Linked DNA regions of Homo sapiens: region 2 is linked to region 1. Evidence: chromatin loops called from intact Hi-C (ENCODE). Cell type or tissue: sigmoid colon. All regions are shown on one strand. Each heading gives the region's core, and the rest is flanking DNA. Links, peaks and the distances in the headings are about the cores only.

What was found. A loop is a pair of places that touch in the nucleus more often than their neighbours do. Peaks named below come from ENCODE experiments on the same cell type or tissue, not always from the same donor. Only the 100,000 strongest peaks of a DNase experiment are listed, where the experiment ranks them.
Region 2: a loop joins it to region 1, with 2.5 times the contacts of the local background. A loop is called at or near these places in 22 of 110 quality-filtered maps.

Annotation. Positions count from the first base shown.
Region 1 is chr15:74,299,222-74,315,560 of GRCh38, forward strand. All of the region lies in intron 11 of CCDC33 (coiled-coil domain containing 33), which reads left to right. It overlaps CCDC33-AS1 (CCDC33 antisense RNA 1), which reads right to left. Exons shown (of 2, transcript XR_007064711.1): 2 at 12,293-12,737. Among named protein-coding and RNA genes, the nearest start is that of CCDC33-AS1, 12 kb to the right of the region's middle. RefSeq lists an enhancer at 1,481-2,302. In sigmoid colon, for the core only: a CTCF peak has its summit at 8,789 (motif pointing left); a DNase peak (open chromatin) is centred at 8,850; H3K27me3 peaks cover 5,099 bases.
Region 2 is chr15:74,045,108-74,061,446 of GRCh38, forward strand. It overlaps PML (PML nuclear body scaffold), which reads left to right. Exons shown (of 9, transcript NM_033238.3): 9 at 1-2,720. Among named protein-coding and RNA genes, the nearest start is that of GOLGA6A, 29 kb to the right of the region's middle. RefSeq lists a silencer at 1,256-1,447 and an enhancer at 3,171-3,380. In sigmoid colon, for the core only: a CTCF peak has its summit at 9,099 (motif pointing right); DNase peaks (open chromatin) are centred at 5,919, 6,524, 7,324 and 9,084; H3K4me3 peaks cover 353 bases; H3K27ac peaks cover 1,962 bases.

The DNA.
Region 1 (16,339 bases), core at 5,199-13,198:
GGCTCATTCACCCGGAGAGAGTGTTCCTGGTCCCTCTACCCTCCCTCTTGCTGGACACCTGGTGAGGCCTTAAGGACTGGCTGCTAGCCCTGGTTTGCTATCGGGTTAGGGCCACTCAGCCACCACCATCCAGTCCTTGAACTAAAGAACACACTGACTTACTCGCCTCTGGGCTCCAGAGCCCTGCCCAGGCCTGGTCCAAGACAGATGTTGGTAAATGCTTTTTGGGCAATGGAATAGAGAACCCCTGGCTGGACAGCAAGAGAATCAGAAAGAACCTTAGAAAGTATCTAGACTGATCCTCTCATTTTACAAAGGGTGGCAATGAGGTGGCCCAGGGATGGGCAGGAATGGGCCTGCCCAAAGCTTCCTGACATGGCAATCTCATGCCACCTTGCATCCAGCCAAGGAAATACTGGACACTACAGAGGCCTGTATGCTCAGTCAACCTGGCACCATCGGGTCCCCCAGAGACTCATAGAGTATCCAGGGCAGTGGGTATGCCCCTCTCCCTTACCCATCCCACTCTGTTCCAGGCACGCCATCCCTCCTTGTTCCTGACTCTTGACTACGTCCTTGTTTATCCTCTCACCTCTGGTTCGGTCTCCCAACTCATCATTTCTCTCTCTCACTCCCTCTCTCACTCACCTTCTCGCTCTCACTCTCTCGCTCTCCTCAGATTTACCAGGCTGGCTATTTCTACTTCTGACACTTTGCCCTAGTTGGGGCCTAGAGACCCAGCCCCCAGCCCCAGCTCCTACCCACTGGCCAGTGCCCAGAAGGATCATGGCAGGACCCAGACACACATGTTCACGTGGCCAGTAGATCCCAGTTACAGGCAGTAGAACGTGGGTGAGTAGCAACAGTGTACGGCTCCATGACAAGCACAGGTAGCCTAGCTGTGTAGCAATGGGTCACTCTTCCATAGCAACCAAACAAAATTACATAGCAATGGATGAACTCAAGCGACCATGAGGCACAGTGACAAGCAATCGAACGTGGCCGCGGAGCAGTGGAGTGTCGTTGCATAACAATAGACCCAGCCGTAGAAGCATGTCACACAGCCCTGCACCGCAGGAGGGTGCAATCACGGGAATGAGTACGGAGCACAGTGTGGAAGACGTGGGCAGACATACAGAGTAGTAGCACTGGGACACAACTGAGTAGCAATGGCACGGTCACAGTGTGTGTGGCTCCTGGACATGCGGCCAGGGAGCGGTGGCCGGCAGCAGGTCCCAGGGCTGGAGCAGCAGGCGCCAGCGACATGGCAGTGGTTGAGTTGTAGTCAAATGAAGAACCGCCTCCCTCACGCTGGGCCGTTGTCTCCGGCTGAGCCTCTTGGCCTCCCCTGATTTCAGGAGTGTGTTTGTCTATATCCAGTCTCATCATGCATTCCCCGGAGCCCAAAAAACAATTTTATCTCTGATTCCCTTCAGATCCGACTTCAGCTTAATAGGAAATTGAACATTTTCTGGAGAGAAAAGCGCTCTGGGAATAGATGAGAGTGGAGAAGAGGAGGTCTATGCCTCTCTGTGCAATGCTGCCTGCTGCCCCTGGCCCTGCCTGTCCCATCCCCATGGCTCACTAAGCCCACTGTGGCTCCCTGTCCCTGGATGTGCCCTTGATCTACCTCATTCCCAGACTGCAACCCAACCATTTCTTCTCACCTTGGAACACTTCGTTTTGATGCAGGCCTTTCAAGTTCCATTTGGTCAACATGGTACAAAACTCTGGTCCTGGGTGGGCCCATCAAGGTCAAGGTCCCATGGGTATGGTCTTGGGTCAAGTGTAGGGCCTCAGGCAGAGGTAGAGGAAGCCTTATCTCCCGTCTGAGTAGCTCAGGAAGCCATTGGGAAGAGGTGAGCCTTTAAGTGAGTGTGAAGAGTGAGGTGTTAAGGTTCATCCTGAACATGGCAACTCCCCAAATAGTCAACAGCCTGCAAGCATCTGCCCTCCACTCTCTGGGCACCCTGAGCCCATCTCACACGGAGCCAGGCCATGCCTCCTGACGCCAGGAGGGGAGCAGGTAAGGCGAGGGGGCTCTATGCCACCTCTAGATGGACCGACTTCCTCCACAAAGGGCTTCTGAAACACCTGCCATGTGCCTGGACTCCCCATTCCTCCAGCCTGTCAGAAAACCAGAACTCTCCACCCTGCCATGTGCCCAGCCCTGTGTCCAGCTGGGGCAGGGACATGGGGACAAAGAGGCCAAGGACCTCAGCTCTGAGAATTCCCCAGTGGACAGGAGCAAGCCATACCCGGGGAGACGATTAGTGGCACAGAGTAGGCACACAGTAAATATTTGGTGGGGGATGAACAGGCAAAGGAGGGGCATGGTTGGGACAATGTAGCTTTTTAACTGCCACACTTACCCAGCACTCCTGGACACACCTAGTGAGCCCTTAGTGAATGAGAGAGAGCTGGGGAGGTGGTGGATAGGGGGAGAGGCAGGCAAGGAAGTCTTCCTGGAGGAGGCAGACTATGCTTTGGATAAAGAAAGGCAGATGTGCTCATTTACTATGGAAGAATTGTGTATTCAGTGTTGTTTCCAGCACAGAAATTCAAGCACAGGGTTGCTTCCCTCCTCTTCCTGTCTCTCTCCCTGTCTCTCCTGCTCTCTCTCGCTCTCTCTCTTTTTCTCCCTCCCCCCTCTCTCTCTCCACCTCTCTCTCCTTCTCTCTCTCTCTGCCTCCTCTGTTTCCCTCCCTCCTTCTGCCTTGCTCAGAGGAGATTTGTGGCAGACCAGAGGGCCCTCATACCAGGAGATGAATAATTGACAAGGGTTGTTAAAAGATTCAGTGGAGTTTTTCCAACCTCCTTACACTGGAATAACTCATTTCTTTCATTCTGTTTTTGAAAGCCTTTCCCCCTCCCTCCACCTGTCTCCTCCACATCCCCGCCCCCTCTGAGCATACCGCTTTTGTTTCTCTTCCTTTCTTGAGTCTGCTGGACCCTAGAATGATTCGGCCTTAATCCCTCGGTTTCTCTAAATCCCCTTCCCCAGCTGTCCCCACCCCACTTGCCGTGCTCCGGAGGTGTAGGTTGACTTCAGCAGAGACAGCCCCAGATCATGAGTGCAGAGAGGAAGGAGGACCAGGGAAGCTGTGGCCTCTCCCAAGTCCCAGTGTGCCAGAGGTGGGCTCGGTCCTCAGAAAGGCAAGCCTCCCAGCACAGGGACCCCTTTCCTCGCAGGCAGGCGGAGGGGTGCTCTGGGGACGCTGGGTGACCATGTGCCTTGGTTTCTCCATCTTAGCATGCTGCTTACCCTACCCTACCTGCCTCTCAGGATCAGATGGGAGAGGTGAGGCCCCCCAGAAAGGGCGGCTGGCCGTGTAGCAGAGACACCCTGAGCCTAGTCCTTTCTGTCCGGCTGGCATGGCCCTGGGGTGACCACCCATCCCTGTCTGTCCAGGACTGACGGGTTTCCAGACTATGAGGTGTTCAGTGCTTAAACCAAGACAGTCCTAGGCAAACCTGGATGGGGGCCACCCTACATGGCACAGAAACCTCCCCTGTCCCAGGTCTGCCCCACTGGAGGTTGCCACACTCTCTACCCTGTCAGCCTCCCTCATCCACAGGGCATACTCCCCCTGCCCAGTCTGGCCCAGCTCCGTGCTGTCCATGCACTCATAGTGCTCCCACTGCTCCTGCAAGTGACCTTGACCTTCCTTCCCTTCTCTGGGCCCCAGTTCCTGCCTCTGACAGCACAGGCGGTTGGAGCAGATGTTCCTGAGTGCCCTGAGGCTCCTGCACTGTGGCTGCAGCCTTGGTCCTGCCCCCAGACCCACACCCAGGATGGGGTCTGCAGCCTGGTGAGGCCGACAGCAGAGCAGTCAGACCCGGCCTCCACTCCTCAGCACCACCTGGTGGCAGGTGATTAACTCTGAGCAGGAGTCTTTTGAGGCTGCCAGCAGCAGTCACCAGGGAAGGGACTTGGAGCACCCCTGCACACTACCCACTTTGGTGGCAACAAGCAGCAGGAACGTCAGCCTAGGGTGGTGACATTGCAAAGCCCCGGGAGCCTGGGATTGGCCCCCAGGAGCAGGAATAAGCAGCCCCCCCAGGGCCACTAGTTCAGGCACCAAGCCCAGCCTGGGAGCAGGGTCACCCAGGGTCTGGGAGTACGAGAGGGCCCAGGCCCCAGGTCCTTTGGAACCAAGAGAGGCTGAGGAACTACAAGAGAAACAGGGAGTGAGACAGAGACAGAGAGCAGAGCCAACCAGGGCCCACCCAACGGCCTCCAAACAGATGCCCTTGACTCAGTGTCCCCTTCAGGCCATCCCACACCAGCCACAAGACACGTTCCCAAAACACTGGCCACCCCAGCCTTCCTGCTGTGTCCCCTCAGTCTCCGTAGCCCCTGACTCTACTGCCCAGCGTGATTGCCCCATTTGCTGGGTTTGTGCTCTCTCCCAGTCACCTCTCCAAGCATCCCTGTTCTGTGCAGCACACACTCACGAGCTCCCGCCCAGGCCCAGCTCCCCGAAGGCAGGAAGGCTTCTCAGGGCCCCAGCCCTCCTCAGCTCCTCCCCTGCACTCCTGCAGGCCCCGAGCTGGGAGCACCGCCTGCTGACAGGGGCTGGAGGGGGTCCTACAATTAAATACTTAAGACAAGGCAACCGACCTAAGCCATGGCTGAGAACACTCGCCAGCTCTTTTCCCTTTCCTGTCCCTCCCCCAACTCTGACCTTTTTCTCTCCAATTCCTAAACACAATCACACACAGTGCTTACCAAGCATTTTAGCGAGGAAGGGAGGGAGGGAGAGGAGAAGGGTAGAAAGGAAGAAATAAGGATCACATCCCACATGTGTCTGTTACTTCCCTCTGCAGACCCCTCCTCTCACCTGCATAGCTCTTGCAGGTTTGTGTTCCATCTCCACCACTCCGAAGCTGTGTGACCTTGGATAAATCACTCCACCTCTCTGCTCCTGTCTCCTCATTGTTAAGTAGAGGGAACACTGTCACCCTGTCCACCTCTTGAGACTATGGGGAGGATTAACAAGAGAATGAGGGGCAATGTGTTGGAAACTGTAAAGGGCTGTCCACTTTGCAGGAGACTTAATAGTCACTGTGTTCCTGGGGCCCTGCGATCAAGGCGGAGAATAAAAAGGAAGCAAAAATCCCCCAGGCCTCTCCCTCTGACCCTTTCTCCGGCAGGGCTGTTCCCAGACCCCTGACCCACTTCTCCTCCCTCCTTCCCCCATCCCTCCGAGTCTCAGCGGGCCATTCTCCTCCTCCATCCATCACCTGAGACTAAAGAGATTAATAAACGAGACTCATAACTCAGCTGCTGGGATGCAGCAGATATTTACGGCTCCGTTTCAATTTGCAGAGAGATTAAGTGTTTGTCGATTTATTGTCTCTTGGTGTGTGCAAGCGGCTGAGCAAGGCCCCCTGCAGGCCAGTCCCCTCCCCCACTCCACACGCCCTGCACATGTGTGTGGGTGCCTCGCCTCCCACCCCCAGCCCCCAGCCCTGGAGCTGGCGGGGAGCCTGGTGCTGCTCTGCCAGGCAAAGCTATGAGCCAGTCCGGTGGGCCTGTCTTCCTGACCGACTTGGCCAGGTACCTAAGCTGATTTAGAGGGCCCACTCACACTCCTCCAGCCTTGTCCCTCCCCACCTGGCTAGGTAAATGTGCCCCAGATCCCAAGCTCCACGCTTCTAGAACACTCTGTCGGTACCCAAGACCCCCGAATGGGCCTGAACCTGCTTCTGCTTCTTCTTCTTCTTTTTTTTTTTTTAGACAGAGTCTTGCTCTGTCACCCAGGAGGGAGTAGTGCAATGGCGTGATCTCAACTCACTGCAACCTCCGCCTCCCAGGTTCAAGTGATTCTTCTGTTTCAGCCTCCCAAGTAGCTGGGATTACAGACACCTGCCACCATGCCCAGCTAACTTTTGTATTTTTAGTAGAGACAAGGTTTCACCATGTTGGTGAGGCTGGTCTCAAACTCCTGACCTCAAGTGATCCACCCGCCTCGCCCTCCCAAAGTGCTGGGATTACAGGCGTGAGCCACCACGCCTGGCCTAAACCTGCTTCTGAGGACTATGCAAGCTTAAATCTACACTTCTAAGGGTTGAATACTTTTGCAAGGGTGCACCCTGAGACCCAAGAAGCAACGGCTGTTTGCAGAGGGCACATGCTGGAAGCCTCCATTTCTGTTCTTGTACTGGGCACTACAGATATTAGGGGTGGGCCTGGAGAGGGGAGGCTTCCATAGAGAAAGCCCCCCAGCCTAACTGGGGAGAAGTCTGCAAAGGCCAAGGGAAGTGAGACAGCATGAAAAGGAGCATCACCCAGGGGCTAAGGGGGAAGTACTCAAACCCCAAGGATGAGCAGTGCTTCAGGAGCCAAGAAGGGGCCACATGAGCACAGGGAGCAAAAGTGTCTGGTGCCCCCAACCTCCTCAGACCCCCAGCTGTCTCTCCTTTCCCTGTTGACTTTGTATTCTGGCACAGGCACCTACTCATTCATTCATTTCTGGTACATGCACCTACTCATTCATTCATGCATTCATTCATTTGTTCGACCAGGGTTTTGAGCATCTACTCTGTGCCAAGTCTGGTTATCTCGCCCCACAGATTCCTCCACTCATTTGTGCAGCCCCAGCAGGTATGAGTTCCATTTCCACCTCCCAAGAGCTGTGTGGCCTTGAAAAAATCACTCAACCTCTCTGATCCTGTCTCTTCATTGTTAAGTAGAGGAAATACTCTCCCCGCCTCTTGAGGCTTTTCAGAGGACTAACAGGAGAGTGGATGGCAATGCACTGGAAACTGTAAAGGGCCGTCCACTTTGGCACTTTGCAGGAGGCTTATTAATAGTCGTTGTGTTCATGGGATCCCTCGAGACTGAGGGGGATGACGGAAGGCAGCACAACTCACCCAGGCCTCTCCCTCTGACCCCCTCTCCAGAAGTTCACCTCCAAGATATGTGACAGTCACATAAAGATAATTCCGTACAAGGGTCCCTGTGCTCAAGAAGTCCCAATTGAGCAGGGAGACACATCAAGAATGGCTGGAGGAGGATGTGGTCAGGACTGGGGCTCAGGGTCCTCAGGAGATTGTGGGAGCACAGAGGGGGTCTACCTAATCCTAACCCCCATCAACTCCCACCCCAGGCAGTGCACACTTTCTACAGAATGCCAGGGTAGTCTGCAGATGTCACTGTGATAAGCAAGAGAGAAAAGCCAACCAAGCATCAGTGGCGGTTAGCATGAAACCATAACAGATCTTTGATTTGTTGGTGGAAGGGAAATGAAATTCCTCTTGTTCCTGCAAGAGGAATCTGTTGATCTGTTGAGTGGGAATTACTAGTTAGTGTGTGTGTGCCTGTCTCTCTCCAGGCCTGGCCTGGGGTCTCACCAAAAGGCACTGTGGGGCCCCAGGGCTAGTCCCTTCCCTGTCTGGACCTCAGTTTCTCTATCTGTATTAATGGAGCGAATGCCTCCCTCCAGTGAGGGATGAGAAAGTCTTAGCGGTGTGGAGGAAAGAATGGATGGGATAGGTGGACTAGAGGACTGGTCAAGTCAGGGCCTGCCCTAAGTACCCAGAAGATCAGGCTCAGAGGAGATGAGAACGAGGTCACTCCGGGCAGAGGCCACCCAGAGAGAGAGAAAATTTACTGCCGAGAGAGGGTTGGGCAGGAGGAGCATCAGGAGACATGGAGTCAGTTCTGACTTGAGGAGTCAGCCTGACTGACCCCTCCCCTCCTGGGCCTCCGTCTCCCCTCCTGTGGAGTGAGGAGCCTGGTCTTGACAATTTCCTCTTTCATCCCAGCAAACAAGGCAGGCAGAGGTGGGACAGCCTCCTGGCGCTGCTCCTTAGTGAGATGGCCGGTGCTGCCAGGTCTTGCTGTCCATCCTTAATTAAATGGTGGGTGGGCGAGGCAGGAGTGGAGCACTCTCGGTAACTAAAGCCAAGATGATGAGGCCATAAATTGCTGAGGGCTTGAATCATCGATTGGTGAGGGTGAGGTGGACTATAGAACCAGGAGCGACTGGGAGAAAGAGTTGCTAACCTGGGAAATGGGGCTTGTCCCTTCTGTGCTCTGCAAGCACCAGCCCAACCTTAGTACTCATTTTAATAACACTAAGTGTTCCCATCAAGATTCACTGAGCTCGTACTCTGTACCCAGAACTTCGGTCACAATCTCATGTAATCCTCACTCCAGACTGAAAAGGAACATACAATTATCATCCCCACTTTGTGGGAGAGGAACCTGCTGATAGCACAATAACCCTCCCAGGGCCACCAGACAAGACCGAGGGGGAGTCTTGGTCCAACACAGGTTGGGGGTCTCCAGCCTAGCACTTGAGCCTTGGCCGAGCCTGGTGACTTGGAAGTCAGGAGCCTGGTGAGCTTAACTCACCATCTTCCCAGCCTATCTGGGAGGAAGAGCTGCCTCAGTTTCCTAGTAAACACCAAGACAAGCTCTGTGGCCTCAGGCCACCCCCTGCCGAGTTCCACCTGGAACATTTGAGAGTATAAGCAAGGCCTACATACCATATGTCCAAACCCCAGTAATCAAAATATAAATCAAGCAGAAGCTAGCAAACTCCTAAATATGTTCCATTCCTCTACCTCAATAAATACACCTTATGAACAACCTCAAAGAATTCTCAGCTTCCACACTGGCCCCTGGCAGTATGGCGAGAGCCACTCCCAGGCCCCCACCCCTCAACCCCACCCATCCCCTTTTCTTCTCACACAGCTCAATTTCAGTCCCACACCTATGAGACTCTGTGGGCTCTCTCGAGTGCATAAGGGTATACTGCCACCTTCAGGAGGACAGGCCCTGGAAGCAGGGGAGTGCCAGGATCCCAGTTACCCAGGGTGAGGTCTAAAGCGGGCACGGGCTCTAGGTGGGCACGTCCCCCTTGGGACCACTGACTCCTCACCCCATGGGAAGGGTTGTACCCCGAAGAGGGCCAAAGCAGGACCTTTCAACCCACGGGGCCCAGGGCTGGAGCCCCTCTTGTCCAGGGCTAAAGGCAGAACTGTCCCTCCCCCAACCCTCACCACTAGCTTGGTGACTCTATCAGGGTGCACTCCTGAGTTCAGATTAAATGTTTTTCAGTACAATCCAATTTCTTCCTGACACACGGACTAGAAAAGCCCAGTCCATGTGTGCAGACAGACAGACACACACACACACACACACACACACACATTTGGTGCTAAATATCCAATCAAGTCCGCAGATAATAGAGACCAGCCAGTTCACTCCCAGTTTAATCAGATAAAATGCTCATTCATCGGCTCCTGCCAGAGCTGCCGTCCCCTCCTTAGGGCGGAGTCGAGGGGGCGGGGAGGGCCTGTGGGGGAAGGGGCTGAGACCCGAGTGGCTTGAGCATGTGGGCTGCGCCTTTAAATCTTCAAGGAGGGGGGACAGCGTTGCCCACGGGGGACTAATTATCCTTCAGCCTTTAGCCAGCTCTTACTCAAACAGACAAAAGGGGGCTCAGCATCTCTGGTGGCACTAAGCCTCTGCAGCAGAATTTTTTTCACTCTCAGATATGCAAATCCACCTCCACAGGGTGGACCCTGGGGTTGGGCTGCAGAGGGGCTCGGGGATTTGGAAGGGCCAGGAAGAGCAATGACAGCTGGACCCTCTCAGAGGACTAGTTTGGGACTGGAGGCATCTCACTCTTCCTCCTCAGGCTGGGTAGGGAGCCATTCAGTAGGGAGCTGCCACGCTGGTAGGGAGGGTCCTGTGGAGGCCAAGATGAAGACCTCACCCTCCTGCCTTCTCCTGTATGTGGGTGGGGGGGCTCCTGTGGAGGGCCAGTGGGCTCACTCAGAGAGCTGGCTCAGGATCTGGGAGCTGACCGTCCAGATGGGGCCCTCCTGCCTACCTCAGCCTTCCTCCTCCTAAGACACAGCCACCAGGTGACCTGTCCCAAGCCCAAATCTAGACATGCTACCCCCCGCCCTGAACCCATGCATTGTTCCCTTGCCTGCAACAGGAGCCCCTCAGCCTGATGGGCCCTGGGGCTTCTGAAGCCCCTGCCTCAAGCCTTTACCTGAACCCAGAATATTCTACCCATGCTCAATGGCAGTGGTGCCTCCTCCCAGCTCCAGGCCTGTGTTCCCGGCTCACTCCACCTTGTACCCCTCGCCCACCTCCACACCAGGTGCCTGGCGTGCAGTGGGTGCTCAGTAAGTGTGTGCTCACTGAATGCACAGAATGCCCTTCCTGAGCAGCTTGGTGGACCAGGGGTGGTCTGGATCACAGAGGTGTTTACCTCCTACTCGGCTCCCAGCCAGCACCTACAGGAACCTCAGTCTCTTTAGCTGGGAAAGGGGGACAGTGCTAGCCCTTATCCCCAGGCTGGCTGTGAAAACCTCACAGTGCCTGGAGCGGCTTCTGTGAGCCATGAAGAGCTTCTGGCGCCTTTTTTTCCTACAGTGGGGAGTGAAGAGTACAGTGTAGGAGAGTGCAGAGGGTCTGGGAACAAGCTTCCATCTCTCTCGGTCCCTCCAAGACCCACATCTTACACCACTATTGGCCACTCCTTCAGGGAATCTATTTATCCACTACAAATGGATCTGTGCCCCACCCGTTCCAGACCCCCCAAGTCCTCCACCAGCCATCTCAACAGAACAGCCTGGACTTTAAGTATGAGGGGAACTTAAAAACTCTGGGAGAAGCTAGCGCAGTGGCTCACACCTGTAATCCCAGCACTTTGGGAGGCTGAGGCAGGAGGATCACTTGAGACCAGGAGCTTGAGACCAGCCTAGGTAACATAGCGAGATGCCGTCTCCACAAAATTTTTTTAAAAAATTAACCAAGCATGGTGACACGTGCCTGTAATACTAGCTACTTGGGAGACTGAGGTGGGAGAATTGCTTGAGCCTAAGAGGTTGAGGCTGCGGGCAGTGAGCCATGTGCCCGCCACTGCACTCCAGCCCGGATGACAGAGTGAGAACCTGACTCAAACAAAATAAAAACAAAAACAACTCTGGGAAGATGGTTAGGAGGCAGGACTGGAGATGTGCTTGGTGCAGAAGGTCTGGCTAATCAGAATTTGAATTCTGAGGCCGGGCACAATGGCTCATGCCTGTAATCCCAGCACTTTGGAAGGCCGAGGCGGGCAGATCACGAGGTCAAGAGATTGAGACCATCCTGAACAACATGGTGAAACCCCGTTTCTACTAAAAATACAAAAATCAGCTGAGCGTGATGGTGCATGCCTGTAATCCCAGCTACTTGAGAGGCTGAAGCAGGAAAATAGCTTGAACCCAGGAGACAGAGGTTGCAGTGAGCCGAGATCAAGCCACTGCACTCTAGCCTGGGCGACAGAGGAGACTCCATCTCAAAAAAAAAAAAAAAAAAGAAATTTGAATTTTGAGACCGACTCTGAGGGGCCTGAGGTGGTCAGGGGGCATCCTGAGAGAGCCAGCAGGGAGGGTACCCGCCAGCAGCGAGAGTGCTGCCCCCAGGAAGCCCCCTCCCTTCATTGCCACCTGCATCTGTGAGGTCTGGGCCCTGGATTTCCATTACCTGAGCAGTGGGCAAGGCTGAGCAGGCTGTAGAGAAGGTTCCCATGGGGGACTCTCAGGGATGGGGAGAGTGAGGTGTGAGAGGAACTGAGGCCAAAAGAGGCTGGGTGACAGGCAGGGGAGGTGGGGGGCTCTGAAAGGACCAACTGCCTTGAGGCTCAAGCCTCAAGAGGCAAAGCTGAACACAGGGATTACTGGGGTTTTGATGGCTGAAGCACTTTGTGAAGCTCTGGGGTGGCCTGGAGCCTGGCAGCAGTGAGGTGGTTTTCCGCAACACAGGGCTGGGGAGGAGGCTTGTGGCCTAGGCTGGAGGCAGGACCGTGATCTGCCTGGACAGGGCGCACGGGGCCTGTAGCACAGGCCTGGAGGCAGGACGGGTGGTCTCACCCCACCTCTGCTCTCCTGTGACACTGAGCTCCCATCACCCTGGTCCCTTCCCCTACCCATGGTCCCTCCCAAGGCTAAAGATGGTCTAGGCCTCCTTGGATCCCCCAAGAGCCCCAAATGTCCAGACAGGGCTCCTTCCCCCAGGGAGAGATGTGGCAGGTGCCCCCAGCATCTCTCCCCTCCACACCCCCTACCCCAGTGTGTTCTCTCCTGGCCTGGGTGAGGACAACAAATGGGACACAGTGGGCACATGCTTCGCAAAAATAATGAGAGGGAAGAATGTGAAAATGAGAGCCTAGGATTCAGGCCTGGAGAGCACAGTCATCTAAACAGACGAGGCTCTAATAGCAGGATCTCAACCCCTCCAGCTGAAAACGACCAGGAACACACATGCAGTTTAACAAAGTTGGAGTTATTCTGGGTTTATTGACTCGTTGTAGTAAGGGGGATGCAACCATGGGAGTTGCGGGGCATCCCAGAAAGAGTGTGTGGGAAAGGACTTCACAGATTCAAGCTGGTGTTAGGGGATTTGGGAAAGGGTTTGAGGAAACAGGCTTTGCTCTGGGTTAGATGACAGCGGGAGGCTGGCTTAGAATCAGCATTCTAAGAGTCGGTATCATAGGAGTTCTCATCGAGAAGGCAGGAATGATGGTCACTAATAAAGAAGCAGCAGTCACTCATATTAGCCAGGAAAGGGAGTTTGGTCATTTTTGTGGTTTGGACAATGACTATGTTTTATCTGTGTTCACACACTTTACAGAGTGGTCAGAGAGTGGTGTTGTGAATGACACCAGGGTCCAGCTGTGGCCGCCAGCTCCTGGCCACCAGGGGCCGCTTTTCTTTCTTGGTAGCTTCAGACAGTGACCGAGAAGAGATGAAAGGGACAGATGTTACTCACACAGCACATGCCAGGCACTGTGCTCAACACTAGACAGACCTTGCTCACGTAATCTTCACCACAGCCCTCTCCTCATTGTACAGATGAGGAAACTGAGGTTCAGAGAGGGAAGGTGCCCATCAGAGTCCAGAAGGACTGGCAAAACTAGAATGTAAACCCAGCTTATGTTCCCCTTGTTCCAAAGTCCCTTTCACCCCCTTGCCCTTGCCTAGAGGCTGAGCCTCTGCTCGTTCCTCGGAGCCACGTGGTCCTGAATAGTGTCCCTTGGACACCCCCGCTAGGCACATCTTCCTGAAGGGGTTCAGCCTGTCCATGGCAGGCCAGCCGCAGTGTCAGCAGCCGCCCCAGCCCAGGAGGGTCCCCCGTGCCTAGAGGTGTGAAGGGTAATGAGGCCCCGTAATTAAGGTTTCTGAAGACATGGCTGGGAGATTTATAGACAGGCTTTGTCAATAATTGTGCTACCGGCTGCAGATCCAGCGAGACATCGGTAAGTGCTCGTTACAGCTTCTCCCTGCTCCCTGCCCTGCCCCCGCACCACCCCTCCTGAGCCATCAGCCTGCCTGTTCACAGCGCCTATGTACACAGGCTTCGCTCAATTAATTTGCACTTGTTGGCGCCATCTGTTCTTTTCATGTGTCCTTATCAGGAGTGTGTGCGTCCTGCCTCCTGCTCAGATGTGACAGTGCAACCCTCCTCATACATATAGGGGCTTCCTGGGCAGGCTCACATCTCCCCTCTCAGACTGGGCTCCTCAGGGTGGGACACTGTCTCCCCCCTCAGTCTAGGACCCCTGAAGGCAAGGCCAAGTCTTCATCTTCCTTCACCTCCCCCTCAACACCCACAGCCTCTCTCTGCTGAGCCAAGCTTGGCCTGGACCCTAGCAAAACCTTCTGAGTCTGACCCCACCAGGCAGGGCCTCAGCCCTCCAGAGGAAGCCCCCAGACCCCAAACCAAACAATGCCCTGGAAGGCTGGCTGCCTCTGGGTGCTGGGAGGTAGGGTGTTTGTTCTGATCCCCACTCTGGCTCCCATAGCCTGAGCTTTGGCAGGTTCTTGTTACGAGAACAGTGACATCTTTGAGTCACAGGGGTGGGAAGGGGCTAAGAAGCCACTTGGAAGTCTCTGTTTCCCTTGAGCAGCATTGGTTAAGGGTGGTACAGGGGCCAAGGCTTGGACAGCTCCTAGAGTGGGGTGGGTCATGGCCTGGTGGCTCCAGGATGCCAGGGCAGGTGGCCCACCCAGATAACTGAGAAAAGGCAGCACCTCAAGGATGCTTTCCCTTGGCTCTCTCCCCATCCCGAGGTTTTGGGCAGCCAACATCCCAGCCTACTCTTCTCTGGGTCATTCTGTCTTCCAGAAGGCCTCTCAGTCCCTTCCAACCCCAGCACAGATTTCTTTCTTTCTTTCTTTCTTTTTTTTTTTTTTTTTTTTTGAGACAGAGTCTCACTCTGTCATCCAGGCTGGAGTACAGTGGCGCGATCTCAGCTCACTGCAACCTCCGCCTCCCCGGGTTCAAGCGATTCTCCTGCCTCAGCCTCCCAAGTGTCTGGGATTACTGGTGCTGGCCGCGATGCTCCGCTAATTTTTATGTTTTTGGTAGAGACGGGGTTTCGCCATATTGGCCAGGATGGTCTCGAACACCTGACCTCAGGTGATTAGCCCAGCACAGATTTCTAACCCCGGAGGGCTATGAATGCTGAGCTGGCCCTGCCACAGAAGTGCTAGGCAACTTCTTACCCTGTCTGGGCTCTGGGTCCTGCATAGCACATTGGATTTGTTTAGAATGCAACCAGACCTTATTCTGGGAGGGTCACAAGCATGCTTGGTGCCAGCATCCAGGCCCAGCCCAGTCCACTTTGCCTGCCTATAACAGGCTTGACAGCTGGGCCTTGGACTTACATCCAAGGTCCCATGACTGAACCCTGCAGCCGCTCCAGTCTCATCTCCTACCAGCCCCTCCTTGCCGCGTGTCCTGTCTGCACTCCCACGGTGTTCCAGGCTGCTGCTCACCTCCACACCTGTGCTCCTGCTGTTCCCTGTGCTAGGACTGTGTCTCCTCCTTATGCCTGTATCACCTGACAAACTCCTACTCATCCTTCAAAACCCATCTCCCGCTCTGACATACCCTCCAATACACCCTTGCCTGCACCCCAGGGTGAGGAGGGGGCTGGCTGGGGGGCTCCCCCGCTACTGCATTTGCCATACTGATTTACTATGCCACACTGCCTGCTCTCACATCGACTAGAATACAAGCTACTTGGGGACAGAGACCCCAAGCCTTGGCCACATCTGTGTCTCCAGTGCCCACCACAGGGCCTGGCCAAGTGGGCCTGCCAAAGAGTATATCCTGAACTGGGAGGACCTCAGTCCTTGGCCTGGGTGGGGGAAAGGCAGTGCTCACCCCTCCCCTAGAGATGGAAGGAGACACACTCTTGCCACCCTGGCTGCCCACTTATAGGGTCATGGCGACCTCAAGGCAGACAGTGGATTCAGTTAGGGCAAAATGCAAACACACATTTCAGGGGTGGGGGGCACAGAGCAGGGGGCTTTAACCAAGCTCTCTGCCCACCCTCCCCCTGCCAGCCCCCTAGTCTGGACCCATCCCAGGGCCCCTCTGTGAACATCACTGGCATCATGACGAGCCCTTTCCTGCAGACAGCTCCAAGCTGTGGTGGAGCACCTGGGGTGGGGATTTGGGGGTTAGGAGGGGTACAGTTCCATTTGTATTTCAGGCCCAGCAGCATTCCTGCCAGGAGAGAGTTTTAGAAATGGAAATGGAGGGCTGTGTTCCCTCAGCACATGTCCCGCCTCCGGGAGCTGGCATCTCTGCTCTCACATGGCCCATGTGCAGGGGCACAGAACCCCAGGTGCCAACGAGCCCCCTCCTAGGCTGCAGCAGAAGCCCACAGCCAGGCAGGGCCCAGAGAAGTCTGACAGCCTGCCAAAAGCAACAGCAAAAACCACCTCAGCCCAGGAGCCTCCCATCCCCCACCCCCGTGTGTCTGATGCGGTGGTTTTATTGCGGGCAGTGAGGGCATTCATGACAGCCTCAGAATGTATGAGCCAGACCTGGAGCCAGCAGGGGTAAGGGGAGCAGAGCAACTGTGCGACTCCAGGAGATGGGATGTGGGCTCAGTGGAGGCCGTTGCAGGGGACCAGGGAGGCATCTGGACCTTCTGGCTAGGCCAGCTTCAAGCTCGAGTTGCGGGGAGGCCTCTCCTACCAGCAGCTAAGCATGGCTATCAACATCCTGCGTGCCCCACCCTGAGTTCAGCTGAGCCTCTGGCCCTGCAATAGGGAGATCCCAGCCCTGATGAGTGATGAAGCATGAGCCCTGCCCTTGCGGACTCCAAGGCCAAGGCCAGTTGAGGACAGGAGAGCCAGCCCCAGGGTCCGGAGTGGTGGTGAAGACTCTGGAACCAGCTCACCCACTCCAAGAACTTCCCTAGCCTCCTCATACCTCACTCTCCTCCTCTGTGGAATGGACATGGAGAAGGCTACTTCATCAGGTGACTGGTGGTGAAGTTAGGCCGATCTATTTAAGGTAGTTAGAACA
Region 2 (16,339 bases), core at 5,243-13,242, 250 kb before region 1:
AGCCCTCAGTTGTCATTTGGTTCAGAATCAGTTCCCTTTCTCTGGGACCAAATTTCCCTTCTCTAAACATCCTACAGAGAAGGTTCCAAAGCTGAGCACCCATCACCCTAGGTGTGCACCAGACTCCTATTAGCCCCTCCTTCCAGGAGCTAGAACCAGGGAGGTCCTGAGTGAGGAAGGCATGACCTCTGGGCTCTCTAGGTGGCCCTGGTCTTGCCCCATCCATCCCACCTGCCACTACCTTGGGTGTCCTTACAGCTCTGCCCTGACCCCAGCCCCTGCCCCTGGACACCTGCTGACAGCTCCCACACAGAACAGTCTGAGGTGATGCTGGCTACAGCCCTGGCAGCCCATGGCAACTCAAAGTGCCTTCCAAACCAAACTGCCCCTCATGAGGTTAGGGTCCCCCACCCTCCACCTGCCCAGAGGCCAACTCTGTTCCCTTCTCCTTTCATCCCAGAGGGGCCTCATCAGCAAAGACAGAAACTGATGTTCCATGCATGTCCCTGCTTCCAAAGCCTGACCTTCCAAAGCTTGCTTCCTTCCTCCTGGCTGCACAGACACCTCTGCTTGGCCACAGCTTTGCTCTTTGGTCCTCAGGCCACCAGACCCCTCACAGCATGGCCCTTGGCTCTTCCTGCACTGCCCTCACCCTCAGCCGTCCCAAGGAGTGCCCAGCACTACTCAGCATGTAGTCCAGGACCTGCGGCATCAGCATCCCCTGGGAGCTTCTTAGAAATGCAGACCTGTGGGCTCTACCACAGGCCTCTGGAATCAGAATCTTCAGGGTGGGGCCCAGCAGTCTGTGTTTTAACAGGTTCTCCCGGTGATGCTGGTGCATGCTCAAGTTTGAGAACCGCTGCTCTCATAGACTGCTCCTCCAAGGGGAAGCAGTGTGGAACAGCAGAGAAAGTCCCGTCCCTATCTCTGACTGTGCAGTGAGTGTGGCCTAGGAACAGGTCCCTTCCTAAGCTCTAGTGTCCCCATCTGTAAAATGGGCTGATTGGCCTCCACGGTCAGAGCGGCCATCTGGCTGTGCCATCCTGCATTTTTAGGAATGGAAAGCAGGCCTCTGAGGCAGTGGACAGGAAGACTTCTCATCCTTGAATTCTAGCTCCCATTCCAAACTGTTAGTCCCCAACCTTGTGGTCACATCAGAGGTCAACAGCAGAACAGAGGCAGGTCAGGGTTGTCCGCTCTGATTAGCAGAACGACAGCCCCTTCCTCCTCCTCCCTCCTTCCCATCCCTACTCATTAGCTCCCTGCTCCTGGGATGCTTCCCAAGCAGCCCAGGCCTCTAGCCTCCATGGCTGATGACCTCAGCTTTCACACTGGTGAAGTCTGTGTACCCATACTGCAGCCCCATCCCATGGGGCCCCTGAAGACCCACTGAGGAATTCCGTAGGGTCTTGTTCCCACGACCGGAGTGCTGGCTCTCACAGTGAATTTTGATGCATTTAAAATAAGATTCTGATGCCAGACTGTTAAAACAGGCGCTGGTTCTGAAGCACCGATGGAAACAGATTGATGCAGATGGAAGGAGGAAGGGAGACTGGGCCCACTGATTTCCAGCCCCACCATGTGTGCTGTTTTCAGATGTGATTGAGGGGTGTTCTGCCCTGCCTCCACTGTCACAGCCTTTAATAAAGATGTGAATCTTGAAAGCCTGATGCTCCAATCACAGACTCTGCTCAGCATCCCCAGAGGAACCACTGAGAAGCCTTTTGCCTGGATAGGAGGGGGCTCTCCCAGGCATAGGCTTGTGGCCACTTGCCCAGCACAACTGTGTTTTGTGGGGCGTCTTTTAGGACTTAGCAGAGCTGAGAGCCCTTTGTTGCTCAATGCTGTGAGCCTTAAGCATGTGAATCCCCCCACATGACAAGTGGGGAGACCCAGGGTAGGCTTTCCTTTGGATCATCTCCAAATGGGAGTGCCATGTGGCAGGAAAGAAGCACCGATTTCAAGAATTACTTCCTAGAGAAAGTCAGGAACTAGAGACCAGAGTCTGCAGGAACTTTGCCACTGCCCTTCACTGGCTAATCCTGTACTTCTCTCTGTGTTCCTTGAGTGACAGGTGGTAAAACCCTTAAAAAGGGAGGTGTGGGAGGCCCAGGACTTTGGTAACAGGTGATGAATGTGTTGTCTTGGCCATCACAGGTGGAGCTTCAGTTAGTACCCGAGGGATTCCCCTGGCACAAGCATTATAGGAATTAGTCCACCACTGGCGTGGGTGAGCAGCCAGGTAATGGGAATTGATCAGTGCCACCACCCTTGACCCCAACTACCATCCCAGATGCCCAGATTCCAGTCCTGGAGTTTTATTCTCTCAGCTTGATCCTTTGACCAAGAAGATCCAGTCCCAATATGTCACCTGTGCTTCATCTTTGGACTATATCTCAGGTGTTTACGTGTCAACTAATGGGAGCTTACTGGGTTAGAAGTCAGGACACTGAGTTTCAATCCTCACTTAGTAGTCTGTGGCCCTCTTTGGCACATTAACCTCCCTCCTTGATCCTCAGGCTGCACCTCTGGCAAATGGGAGAATGCGGCTCCTTTTGACTTCAAGGGATCTTTGTGGGAACCAATGAGAAAATGTGTGTGAAGATAGCTTTTTGGTATATTTTAAAAGTGCACAAATTTAAGATCTTACTGCTTTATAAAGTGCTTTATGAATTATAGGAAAATAAACACATTTTAGATCTTAGAAAAAAACAAAAAAACATGGGCTTGTCTTCAGGGTAGTAAAGAACAAGATCTGGGATGAACAAACAATTGTGGGGGTCCTGGGGTCTGAAGGAGCCAAGATCAAGGGGTCAACCATGGAGGGGCTGGACAGGAGGTGGCACTGTGCTCCCAGCACACCCAGATGGGACATTTCACTCACTGGGGCCCGGAGTAGACAACAAGCTTTCTATGTGGCAGCTCAGCGAAGCCCTGCTCCAGGGTCTCCTTCTGAGGCCTGAAGTCATTTAAAAATCTGCTTTGCCCCTAACCCCAACCTGGCTCTTAGCTCCAGCAGCTGTCACAGAGCCTGGTCAGGCTGTTTTCCCACCCTCTACTTCCCCTTGTCCTGGCCCATGTCCACCCTTCTCCCTGCCCATGTCCACCATTCTCCCTATCCCAGCCTCACTCTGACTCCTGGCCCCAACCCTGACCACTCTCCATGCCTCAGAGTCTCACCCTCAGCCTAGCCCTGCCAGCAGGCCCCATCTCCTCCTCTGACCTCAGCCTTGTCTCCGCCTCACACCCCAGGTGCCTCCAGCACCTAAGCCTAGAGTAAGGGGCTCCCTTCTCATCTTTCCTCACTCCTCACAATTAAGGAAACTCCATGGCTAGTGTGCATACCACCCGGGCTGGAATGCACCAAATGTCAAGTCAAAGGGGGTAGGACACAGGGAACCCTGCCTGGCGAGAAGGGGAGCTGAGCTAGGGCTGCTCCCGGACTCTGCCAGCAGAGGGCGCTGCAGCGCACCCCCCCTCCCCCCCCCCCCCCCCGCCACCCGGTGCCTGGCAACGGGCATGGGCCACGGTAGTGCTGGTGGTGCTGGTGGTTTAAGCTCAGGCAGCTCAGTCCTTTCTAAAGTGCTATGCGTGCTTCCTGTGGTATGGGAGATAACTGTAGATACGAGGCACGTGGAGAAACATTTTTTTAAAATGTTAAACCTTTTATATTTAGTTTAACATCTGTTAGAAACAATACAACCAGGCCATGCGCGGTGGCTCACACCTGTAATCCCAGCACTCACTTTGGGAGGCCGACGCGGGTGGTTCACTTGAGGTCAGGAGTTCGAGACCAGCCTGGCCAACATGGTGAAACCTGTCTCTACTAAAAATACAAAAATTTGCTGGGTGTGGTGGCCCGTGCCTGCAATCCCAGCTATTCGGGAAGCTCTGAAGCAGGAGAATTGCTTGAACCTGGGAAGAGGAGGTTGCAGTGAGCCGCGATTGTGCCACTGCACTCCAGCCTAGATGACAAGAGTGAAATTCCGTCTCAAAAAAAAAAAAAAAAAAAAAGGAAAAAGAAAAAAAGAAACAATACAACCAGCTCATCGAAAGTCTGATTTCTGGCCAGGTGTGATGGCTCACGCCTGTAATCCCAGCACTTTGGGAGGCCAAGGCAGGTGGATCATGAGGTCAGGAGATCAAGATCATCCTGGCTAACACAGTGAAACCCTCTCTCTACTAAAAATACAAAAAATTAACCGGGTGTGGTGGTGTGCACCTGTAGGCCCAGCTACTCGGGAGGCTGAGGCAGGAGAATTGTTTGAACCCGGGAGGCAGAGGCTGCAGTGAGCTGAGATTGTGCCACTGCACTCCAGCCTGGGCAACAGAGTGAGACACCATCTCAAAAAAAAAAAAAAATTGTGATTTCTGGGATCTAGTTGCTCAGAATGATGCTGAAGTGGAATTCTTTAAAGATCCACTTAGGACAAATAGTAAGTAACTCCACACTCGGAAGGGACACAGGTAGAGGAAAACTTATGACTGTGGAAGTGAATGGCCTGTTAATTTGGGGAAATACTGGGTTACCAGTGGACTTAGGGTGAGCTCCACAGCTAAGGATAGGGCCCAAGTTAGAACTGGGGTAAGGATGGGGTGGGCTTAGAATCGGGGTGAGGGTTAGAGCTAAAGTTCAGGGGAGGCCCCAGGTTAGGATTTGGGATTAGATCAGATGGAGGGGCACATTTGGTGCTTAAGGTTGAGAATAAACCTTAGGAATTAGGAATTGAGTTAGAATTGGGGTGAGTTAGGAATTTAGTTAGAAATGGAGTTAAAGTCACTCTTCAGGCCACAAGTCTTTGTGACTTTAGTAACTGAAAAGTCCATGGAACTGTGAACAGATGGGCAGGAGCTTCTCGACCCCCTAATAGGCACCCCAAGTTCAATCTGCCTTTTCCCCCAAATCCTCTTCTAGAAGCACCTGGCAGGGGCTCTGCCTGAGCTCACAACTCCAACAAGGTCAATGTACACCAATCGGATTGGAGGGACTGAGGAGTGGGCAATCCTGCCCAGGAGGGAGAGCATGGGACAACCAGGTAAGACAACTGGGTACCAGACACGATTTCACCATTTAGCACAAGTAACCTTTAATCTTCCCAACTGTCCTATGTGGTTACAGCCCATCTTCCTCCTACAGAGGAGCACAGCAGGGCAGCAAGGCTGAGTACCTCGTCAGGGTCATTAAACTTGTATGTGGCAGAGCTGGGATTTGCCTGCGGGGAGCCTGTGTCTAGACTGGCACCATCTGTGGCCTACATCATGGAGCGCATGGCCACGTGTTGGGGGACAGGCTGCCTGGTCTCTCCTTCTCTCCTTTCTGTGCTCTCCTGAGTTGTCAGTCTCAGGTGATGCAGAAGGCAGGTCTCTGGAAGCTACCCCCACCTTCTCATCCCTGTGCTTGAACTTTCATTTTAATTTTTTCATTTAGGGCAGTGTTTCTGGACCTTTTTATAATTATTATTATTGTCCTCTTAAGGAGCATTTTTAGCATCTTTTCCCAATTGTGCCTCCCTGTATGAAATTTTAATACCATAGATACACTGTACATTCCATAGGATTTTCTAGATACAAGATCGCATCATCTGCGAATAGAGATGGTTTTACTTCTTCCTTACATGGACATATGTATGGACTGTGAGCCTTTGGAGGGTCAGAAACCATGGTAATAGCCAAGATGGTCAACTGCCCTTCCTCCCCTGCCTTTTCATCCTCTGTGGGGTGATAATGCCTCTGTTGAGAATGCATGATTTAGGGTAAGGCCCCACCCCGTTACAATGTAGGTAAGAAGTGGTCACGGGAAGGAGTGGGTGGGATGCGGGCTGCACCTCTATGTGGGTGGAGACTAGGTGGGCCAGATGGAGGGAGATGGAAGGGAATGGAGATCCAGGTTTCTGAGAACACACTCGCCTGTAGTGGCCTTGGTCCTGGTCCCAGGCACAGGCACAGGCTGAGCCTGGGGCTAGGGGAGGAATGGGGCCAGTACCGTCACTTATTTTTGTCTCTGAATCCAGATGTCAGCTCCAGACCCGCTGGACCTGAATAAAGCAAATACCTGTGGAGACTCTGTTGAGAGAAGAGTCTAGAATTTCAACAGATTCTCCCCATACTAAAAGCAAACAAACAAAAACAAAATGAAACAACCAAACAAACAAAAACAAAAAACAGGAAGTTTGGACGTCTCTGTTCACCCTTACAAAATGCATTTGCTGTCAAGTGAGGGGAAAATTCCTTCATTCTTGGCTCAAGGAACTTCCTTAAACTAAGACCAGCTGCCTGGACTGTGCTAAATTCAGTTTATAAATATTATAAATATCCCAAACTTGATAGCCAAGCACATTACAAAAGCTAGCTAGCTAACCGCAGAAATTTTCCAAAATGCTAGCCAGTCAGACAAGTATGAGATATTGTGAAATCCTGTGTTGCTTGTCTGATTTCCTGAAATCATTCCTCTCAGACTGAGTGCAGAAGGCCTGGGGGTGGAATTCAGGAGCACTGACTATCTCCTACAGTTCTAGAGCCTTAAAGCCCTGGCCGACCCCAGGGTGGATTGATTGCACAGTAAGTCAGACCAACCAGCTGGGCGCAGTGGCTCATGCCTGTAATCCCAGCACTTTGGGAGGCCGAGGCAAGTGGACCTAGGGTCATGAAGAAGGTGGAGGCACTGAGGCCCTGAGTGATTTTATAAAGAACACCTTAGCAAATATCCAGCACTATGGGTTCACCTTCACTCAGGACCCACAAAGCCCCACGTTCTGACAGATTTTGTTTATCAGACAAATTGCACTTAGTCATGCTTCATTCATTTTTCTCGGAGACTTCCCAGGTTACATAGACCTGAGATAATCTCCCCATCTCGCCGTCACCCCCCACGAAGTCACTCCATGTTTCTGTTTGCAATACAGTCTTACATGGATCAATATTAGATTTTCATGGTGCTCTTTGCATTTTGCAACTATTGCTTAAGCTGGAGACCCAAAACGAGCACTAGCTTTAGAGTCAAAGACTCCTGGATTCCAGTTTCAGCTGAGAGACTGTGAGCACATCGCCAGCCCACTCTGATCCTGTATCCTATTTGTACAATCACCTATTTCCCATCAATTGCAAGGCTGGAAAGAAAAGTGCCCACTCTGGCCAGTACACGGTAGGAGCTTAGTAAGCTTAAGCTCTCTTGCTTCCCCACTACCCTAAAGTGTTAGGGGAAAGACAGATGTGGGGAATGTCACCTGGGAAGCTCCAGCTGTATGCTTCACAATCCTACTGAGAGGTGACAGCCTGCTGGCAGCCCTGGCTCGCTCTCGGGCCTCCCCTGCCTTGGCTCCCACTTTGGCGGCACTTGAGGAGCCCTTCAGCCCGCCACTGCATGGTGGGAGCCCCTTCCTGGGCTGGCCGAGGCCAGAGCCGGCTCCCTCAGCTTGCGGGGAGGTGTGGAGGGAGAGGCGCAGGCAGGAACCGGGGCTGCGCGCGGCGCTTGTGGGCCAGCGCGAGTTCCGGGTGGGCATGGTCCGCAGGCCCAGCACTGGGAGCGGCCAGCGGGCCCCGCCAGCCCCCCGCAAGTGAGGGGCTTAGCACCTGGGCCAGCAGCTGCTGTGCTCGACTTCTCGCCAGGCCTTAGCTGCCTCCCCGCGGGGCAGGGATCTGGACCTGCAGCCCTCCACGCCTGAGCCTCCCCCCACCGCCCCGCTATGGGCTCCTGTGCGGCCGGAGCCTCCAGGACGAGCGCCACCCCCTGCTCCATGGCACCCAGTCCCATCGACCACCCAAGGGCTGAGGAGTGCCTGCGCACGGCGCGGGACTGGCAGGCAGCTCCACCTGCGGCCCCCGTGCGGGATCCACTGGGTGAAGCCAGCTGGGCTCCTAAGTCTGGTGGGGACTTGGAGAATCTTTATGTCTAGCTAAGGGATTGTAAATACACCAATCAGCACCCTGTCTCTAGCTCAAGGTTTGTAAACACACCAATCAGCACGCTGTGTCTAGCTCAGGGTTTGTGAATGCACCAATGGGCACTCTGTATCTAGTTACTCTGGTGGGGGCTTGGAGAACCTTTATGTCTAGCTAAGGGATTGTGAATGCACCAATCGGCACTCTGTATCTAGCTCAAGGTTTGTAAATGCACCAATCAGCACTCTGTGTCTAGCTCAGGGTTTGTAAATACACCAATCCACACTCTGTATCTAGCTAATCTAGTGGGGACATAGAGAACTTTTGTGTCTAGCTCAGGGATTGTAAACACACCAATCAGCACCCTGTCAAAACGGACCAATCAGCTCTCTGTAAAATGGACCAATCAGCAGGATGTGGGTAGGGCCAGGTAAGAGAATAAAAGCAGGCTGCCCCCCCCGCCCCCCCCCGCCCCAGCCAGCAGTGGCAATGATGCTTAGATTCCCTTTGACGTTGTGGGGGTTTGTTTTTTTTGGTCTTTGAAATAAATCTTGTTACCGCTTGCTTTTTCAGTTCACGGTGACTTTATGAGCTGTAAGGCTCACGGCGAAGGTCTGCAGCTTCACTTCGGAAGCCAGCGAGACCACCAACCCCCCTGGAGAAAGGAACAAGTCCAGAAGCACCACCTTAAGAGTTGTAGCACTCACGGCAAATGTCTGCAGCTTCATTCCTGAGCCAGCAAGACCACGAACCCCCCAGAAAGAACAAACGCCCACCACCAGAAGGAACAAACTCTGGACACGCCGCGAGGCGTGTAACTGTAACACACACCGCGAGGGTCTGTGGCTTTATTCTTTAAGTCAGTGAGACCAAGAACCCACCATTTCTGGACACAATGCCAATGAAAATTCTGAATTAGGCTTCAGTTTACCATCTACAAAATGAGACAGGACAGGAGTGGGTAGGAAGAGGAGCTTGGCTTTGTTAGTTTAAAGTGGGCTGGTCTGATTGTGTAACGCGGGCTTTTGTTGGCTCCAGCCAACTCCCCAGGCAGGGCTTCACTTGCTCTGAATGTCTTTTGGCCAAGTCCATGGCTGTCGAGGGTTGGGGTGGGGTGGGGAGGCGGCGTGGAGGATAGTGGGGTGGGGGTGGAGGAGGGTGGGGGTAGAGGGGGGTGGGGGTGGTGGAGAAGCAGTTCCCCCATGTAACCTGCAGGTGGCACCAGAGCAGCGCAGGATCGTGGGTTCCGCTCCAGCCTTCCAGGAGACCCAGGCAGGGCGTGGTAGGGCGAGGCAGAGGTGGTGCAGAGCGCTCAGCTGCGCAGCAGCATGAGCGTGACTACAGATCAGGCCGCACCGTTTAAAATGGATACATGGGTCTTCTGGCTAACTTCCTGTCTTTGGTAGGGTGATCATATGCTTTATCATCCAAATCCAGACACTTAAGAGAGTGAAAGGGGCACTATAATAATTGCACGAGGACAGCAGACATAACTTTAGCTGTACCTTGCAAACCAGAACATATGGTCACCCTACCCTCCGGTCACTTTTTCTTCTTTGTTTCCATTCTTTTAATTTTTTTCCCTTTTAAACACACAGCATTATCTTTCCCTGAGCACCATTGTCTTTGCAAATGCTCTTGCAATCGGGATATTTTTGACCTGGCAACATGCATATTCAGTCTGAACAGTCTCTCTGAACCTACCCCAAAACCTGGTTTTAGCTTCCAGGCAGAAGACTCTGTTCCCTGGCTTGCAACCCCCATGACTCAAGAATGAAAGATGTCAGAAGATGTCACAGGTGGGACAGTGGCTCTTATCTCAATTTTGGTGCCTCTTTGCTAAATGTATTCCTGTAATTTTTTTTTTTTTTTGAGACGGAGTCTCGCTCTGTCGTGCAGGCTGGAGTGCAATGGTGCAATCTCGGCTCACTGCAAGCTCTGCCTCCTGGTTTTATGCCATTCTCCTGCCTCAGCCTCCCAAGTATCTGGTACTATAGGCACGCGCCACCATGCCTGGTTAATTTTTGTATTTTTAGTAGAGACGGGGCTTCACCACGTTGGCCAGGCTGGTCAGAAACTCCTGACCTCAGGTGATTTGCCCGCCTCAGCTTACTAAAGTGCTGGGATTACAGGCATGAGCCACTGTGCCCGGCCCTATTCCTGTAATTTTGTTCTGAGTGCTCATTTCCTTCGTCTCTTTTAATTTACGTATATTGGTTTATTGAATTGCAAGTAGACAAGTCCCATTAAGCAGGATTCTTGTATTTCCAAGATCATCTCATTACTCCATTCAACCCCAAATTAGCATGCCATTTATCCCCTTGTTTCTGAACCCTCTTCACTTAATAGTCTTGAAAACATCCATCCATTGCAAAAAGGACTCGAACTGTTTTCACGTCCATTTTTAGTTGATTCATTGATATCCAAGTAATGATTTGTCTAGGGGAGTCATTAGTAGAGAACTGTGCCGTTAAATTTAGTTTTATAGTTGGATTCTGCTAGTTAATATCTCTCTCTTGTCATTCTCACATTGCAACAAATGACTATGGTTCCTGTCTTAACCTAAAATCCAGGTTAGAAATTTGGTTTTATCTGAATAAGATATTAATAGATAATGTGAGAAAAATAATTTACTGAAACTTTTCTCAGCTAAGAATGACACTCGTCGTCATTAAGCAAGTGGAAAATTGGGCTATAAATATATAAACTCTTAAAATATTATGTTTAGAGACAAGGTATTCCTTTTTTTTTTTTTTTTTTTTTTTTTTTTTTAGTAAAGCATATTTGCTATGGTTGGAATGATTGTGTCTCCTTTAAAATTCATACTGGAACTTAATCCCCAATGTGATAGAATTAAGAGGTGGAGTCTAGGAGATGACTAAGCTGTAAGGGAGGAGCCCCCTCATGAATGGGGTTAGTGACCTTATGAAAGGGCTTGAGGGAACTACCTAGCTCTGTTTTCTTTTGTTTTTCTGTCCTTTCCACCATGTTAGGACACTGTTCAAGGTGCCATCTTGGAAGCAGGAGCAGCCCTTGCGAGACTACAAGCCTGCTGGCCCCTTGATCTTGGACTTCTCAGACACCAAAACTGTGAGAAACACATTTTTTTTCTTTACCCGTTACCCAGTCTCAGATATTTTGTTATAACACCACAAATGGACTAAGACAGTATCTTACATACAGTGAGGTGCATATACCTAAAGTTACAACTTTGTACTATCGTTTTTTGGTTTGTTTTTTGTTTTTGAGATGGAGTCTTGCTCTGTTGCCCAGACTGGAGTGCAGTGGCAAGATCTTGGCTCACTGCAACCTCTGCCTCCCGGGTTCAAGTGATTCTCCAGCCTCAGCCTCCTGAGTAGCTGGGATTATAGGCGCCTGCCACCACGCCTGGCTAATTTTTGTATGGTAGTAGAGATGGGGTTTCACCATGTTGACCAGGCTGGTCTTGAACTCCTGACCTCAAGTGATCCACCTGCCTAGGCCTCCCAAAGTGCTGGGATTACAGGTGTGAGTCACCACGCCCAGTCAACTCAATAGTATTTACATATGTGCACACTCATGTAACCAACACTCAGCTCAAGATACAGGATGTTCCCATCAGCACAGAGGGCTCCCTCTTGCCCCTTCTCAGTTGCTGTCCCCTCACAGTTAACCAGGATCCTGACCTCTGTCACCATGGATTAGTTTTGCCTGTTCTTGAACTTCATATAAATGGGATCATTCAGTATGTGCGCGTTTGTGGCTGGCTTCTTTCATTCAACAGAATCCTGTGAGATTTAGCCACGTTTTGGGTACTGGTAGCTGTTTATTTTTCTGGTTGTGTAGTTTTCCATATTTCATTTATTACCCTTCTATTTTTGTCTCTAACTCAGTGTCTTTTGGGGCCTATTGGTCCTTTTTAGCTAGATTGATACTAAGCGTCTTCTTATCAGTGGAGCTTAGGACATTTTAGAAGATGAAAGCCTAATAACCCCAAGCCCCCCAATCTTAAGCCAAGTTTCCTCCTCACGCCTGCTTCAGTTGCTCTTCTTCATGTGGTATTTTTTCCCTCACAAAACTGATGGAAATTAAGAAACCCAAAAGCTCTTCATCATGTTATCAGCTTAGGGACGCTTGTCATCTGAATAACAGGGTAGATATTTATCATCTGAAATGTTAAAATAACTAGAGCAAACACTTATATAGCACTGACTGCTGTTCACAGTGCTTTACATATATTATTTTCCTCAAAACAGCTCTGTGAAATAGACACTATTATTGTCATTCCCACATTTTAGATGGGGAAATGGAGGCACAGAGAGACCATGTAACCTTGCCAAGGTGGTAGGGCCAGGACTTGAACCTGTTTTCTGGTTTTAGAGCCTGCACCCTTCACCACCACACCATATTGTGTAGCATGATACTTCATGTGGTTAAAGTGTTTTCTTCTATTTACCTGGGAGCATTTTCTGAATAATTTGAATCTTATAAATTTGCTTCAAAGAATACAAGTAAATCAAAATGGAAGATCTGATACAGAATGTGTAGCATTCATGAATAAATTATAGGACTCTCTGGTTTTAAATAATAATCATTTGCTTCCCTTGTGACTTTTGTCAGGCAGGGCTGTAATGCGCTCACCTCATTTTCCTTCTCTTCAATGGGAGGAGATGGGCTCAGAGACAGGCACAATTTATCGTAAAATCTGATCACACTTTCCCTCACCATCTGGAAGCTGGAGGTAGGTTTGTGAAATCTTAATTGAGAAAGAGTTGAATGCTGCTTGTAGCATAGTGAGTTTAAAAAAGGTGGTTTTTCTCCCCAATTCTGTTGCACAGGGCCCTGTGAGTTTTGGCAATTAACATATGTGGCCAACAGTTTTCTCACAAAGATTATCAGGGTTCTAGAGGAAATTATCTTCCAGTTTTAATCTGCTGCTTAAGTGCTATATTTCTTTATAGATGAACTAATTAATTCTTGGTCACTTGTTTTTATTAGACATTTCTCTGCCTCTGTACGCTGTGCTTTGTCTCTTTATGCCCAGCCCCGGGTTTTATCTTCTAACTGCAAGAAAAAGGTCATTGAAATTTTCTCTCTCTCTCAAACTCCTGGGTTCAAGTGATCTTCCCCTGTCTGCCTCCTGAGTAGCTGGCATTACAGGTGTACACCACTGTACACACACACACACACACACACACACACACACAAACATGCATATACACACACAGACATCCAAATGTATACACACAGAGACATACACATATCCACACATACTCATTAGATATACATTTACACAAACACACACGTGCACACACACATATACACACCTTGTTTCCATCATCTTCTCAGGACTCGGGGCTCTCAGAGAGTGGAAAGAGTCTCATACCATGAGTCCAGGATCAACTGTGCAACCTTGCCCAAGCATCTTCCCTCTTGAGATCTTGTTTATAATAATAAACATCCTTACCCACCAATTAGGGTTATTTTGAAGATAGAAAGGATAACAGGGTGATGGCATGTTGTATAGTTTCAAATAAAAGTTAACATTGACCAAAAAAGAGGTCTGGCCTTTGTCCTAGACTCCTGGGACGTAACTGTCAACATGTAATACCTGATAGGAATATGTTTGCGTGGGGATCTTAACTCATGATGGCTGGTCTAATAATAATAGTTAGGGTGGGGACTAGCCAGGCCAGGAAAAGCAACTAAGTGATTTAGAGTCTGGGCTTTAGGTCATCCCTGGAAGGACAGGAGACTGGAAACTGAGAGCAGCCACATGGACAATCAAGCATGCCTCTGTGATGAAGTTCCAGTAAAAACCCTGAACACTGAGGCTTGAGGGAGCCTCACTGGCTGGGAATACTCCATGTGTATTGGCACATAGCAAAGCTGGGAAGGCAGTGCACTCTGACTGCATGGGGAAGGGATAATGGACACTCTGTGCATGGTACCCTCCTGGACTCAGCCCTATGCCTGGTGCCCTCCTGGACTCAGCCCTATGCCTTTCTTCCCCTGGCTGATTTTAATCTGTATCCTTTCCATGTAATCAAACCACAGCTATAAGTATAATAGATCTCTGTGAGTTGTAGCCAGTTCTTAGAGGTAACCAAGCAGAGTTGATCTACTGCCTGCTTGAAAAAGCTATTTAAAAATCCCTAAACCAAAGAAGACCAGATCCCTCATGAATCTGACCCAGGAGGTTTTGAAGCCAAAGCTGAGGGCATTTGAAGCCAAAGCCTGGCTAGACAGAGATAAGGCTCCTGGGAGGGAACAGGTGCAGTCCTGCTCAGGCTGCAGTGTCCCCGGGCTACAGCTGGACAAGGGCTCCCTCTGGGTCACAGCCTCTAGGGACAGAGTTTGGGGCAGGTCGACTGATGTGTAGGACTCTGGTGATGAACTCAACTGGGAAACTCTGTGGTAATGGGAAGAGAATGGTTTTGCTTTTCCAAATCATCTACCCGCTGCATGCTTGGATCCACATGGGAACTCAGTGTGGAAACTACATTTGAACAGCCTAAGCCTGAACTCTGGGCCATGTGTCCAGTTTCCTGGCCTCCAGCTTTGTTCACCCCTTATCCCCACCCATCACTGATGCCAGATCCATCCTCCCAAATGTCCTTTCATCATGTTACCCTCCTCACCACCTCATGGCATCTTCTACACAACAGGAAATGCCTCCCACCTCAGCCTGGCATTCAAGGTTCTTTTGATGTGGCCGCCACTCACCACCGCACCACATCTCCCTGTGGGCCCTGCCAACTTGGATCAATTTTTCCTATCCATGAGCTGAACTTTCCCACCTCCATACTGTTGCTTACACTGTGACCTTCCTGTGCGTGTTCTTTTCCTCCCTCTTCCCAAGTCCAAATGCTATAGACTGAATTGTGTCTCCCAAAAGTTCATACTTGGAGCCCTAACCCACTATATGATTGTATTTGGAAACAGGGCTCTTAGGAGGTAAAGTTAAGTGAGGGAGGAGGGGCAGAGCAAGATGGCTGAACAGTAGTCTCTACCAATCATTCCCCCTGTGAGGTGGCTGGCTTCAGGTGAGACCCAGCACATTCCCAGCTATGGTGGCTGTGGTGAGAGATTTCTTCTGCTTGAGAAAAGCAGAGGGAAAGGTAAAAGGGACTTTGTTTTGCAGCTTAGGTACCTGTCTGGCCACAATGGGGTAGAAAGCACCAAATGGGCTCTTGTGGTCACTGATTCTAGGCCTTGGCTCTTAGACAGCATTTCTGGACCTGCCCTGAGACAGAGGGGAGCCCACTGCCCTGAAGGGTGAGCCCCAGGCCTGGAAGTGGGCTTAAGAGCCCATGGGCCCTAAGAGAACATCGACAGTAGCCTGGCAGCACTCCCTGTGCACCTGTGGTGGTGGCCACAGGGTGAGGCTCCTCTGCCTGTGGAAAGGGAAAGGCAGAGTGGGAAGGACTTTGTCTCATGGTTTCAGTGTCAGCTCAGCCACCTTAGAATAAAGCACCAGGTAAATTTCTAAGGTTTTTGACCCCAGACAGCATCTCTGGACCCGCCAGGGCCTGAGGAAACTCGTTGCCCTGAAGAGAAAGACAAGCCTGGCTGGCTTTGCCACATGCTGACGGTAGAGCCCCAGGGCCTCGAGTGAACATAGACGATAGCCAGGTAGTGTTGACAGTGGGCCCTGAGTGAGACCCAGTGCTTTGCTGGCTTTAGGTCTGACCCAGTGCAGTCCCAGTGGTGGTGGCCATAGGGATGTTGTGTCAGCTCACCCCCAGCTCCAAGTGGCTCAGCAGAGAGAGAGGGAGGGAGGAAGACAGAGAGAGAGACAGAGACAGAGACTGTTTTTGGAGAGAAACTACAGGTAAAGAATAAGAGTCTCTATTGCCTGGTAGCCCAGAGAATTCTTCCAGATCTTATCCGAGACTACCAAGGCAGTTCCTCTATGAGTCTGCAAGAACCATAGCATAACTGGGCTTGGAGTGTATCTAATAAAGATACAGTTGAGATCACAACACCCACATCCTTTCAAATACCTGGAAAGCCTTCCCAAGGGTGGGTACAAACAAGCCCAGGCTGAGAAGATGGTGGCAGCTTGAAATCAGCCATGGAAGATTTGCACCATGGAAATGGCAAACACTACAGAACAGACTTCTGTTCCCTCCCCGACAGAGAGCCCCTTGTGTAACAACAGCACTCCACTGCCCCATCCCTGAGCAGAGCGCTGTGTGTTGCAGCAGAGTGGGGGCAGGTGTCTTCTCCCTTGGGCTACAGAATACACATTTTTTTTCCCTCAGCACATGGATCATTCTCAAGGATAGACCATATCTTAGGTCACACAACATGTCTTAAAACATTAGAAAAAAATGAAATAATATCAAATATCTTCTCTGATCACAATGGAATAAAACTAGAAGTTAGTAACAGGAGAAATGTTGGAAACTATACAACCACATGGAGATGAAATAATATGCTCTGGAATGACCAGTGGGTCAATGAAGAAATTAAGAAG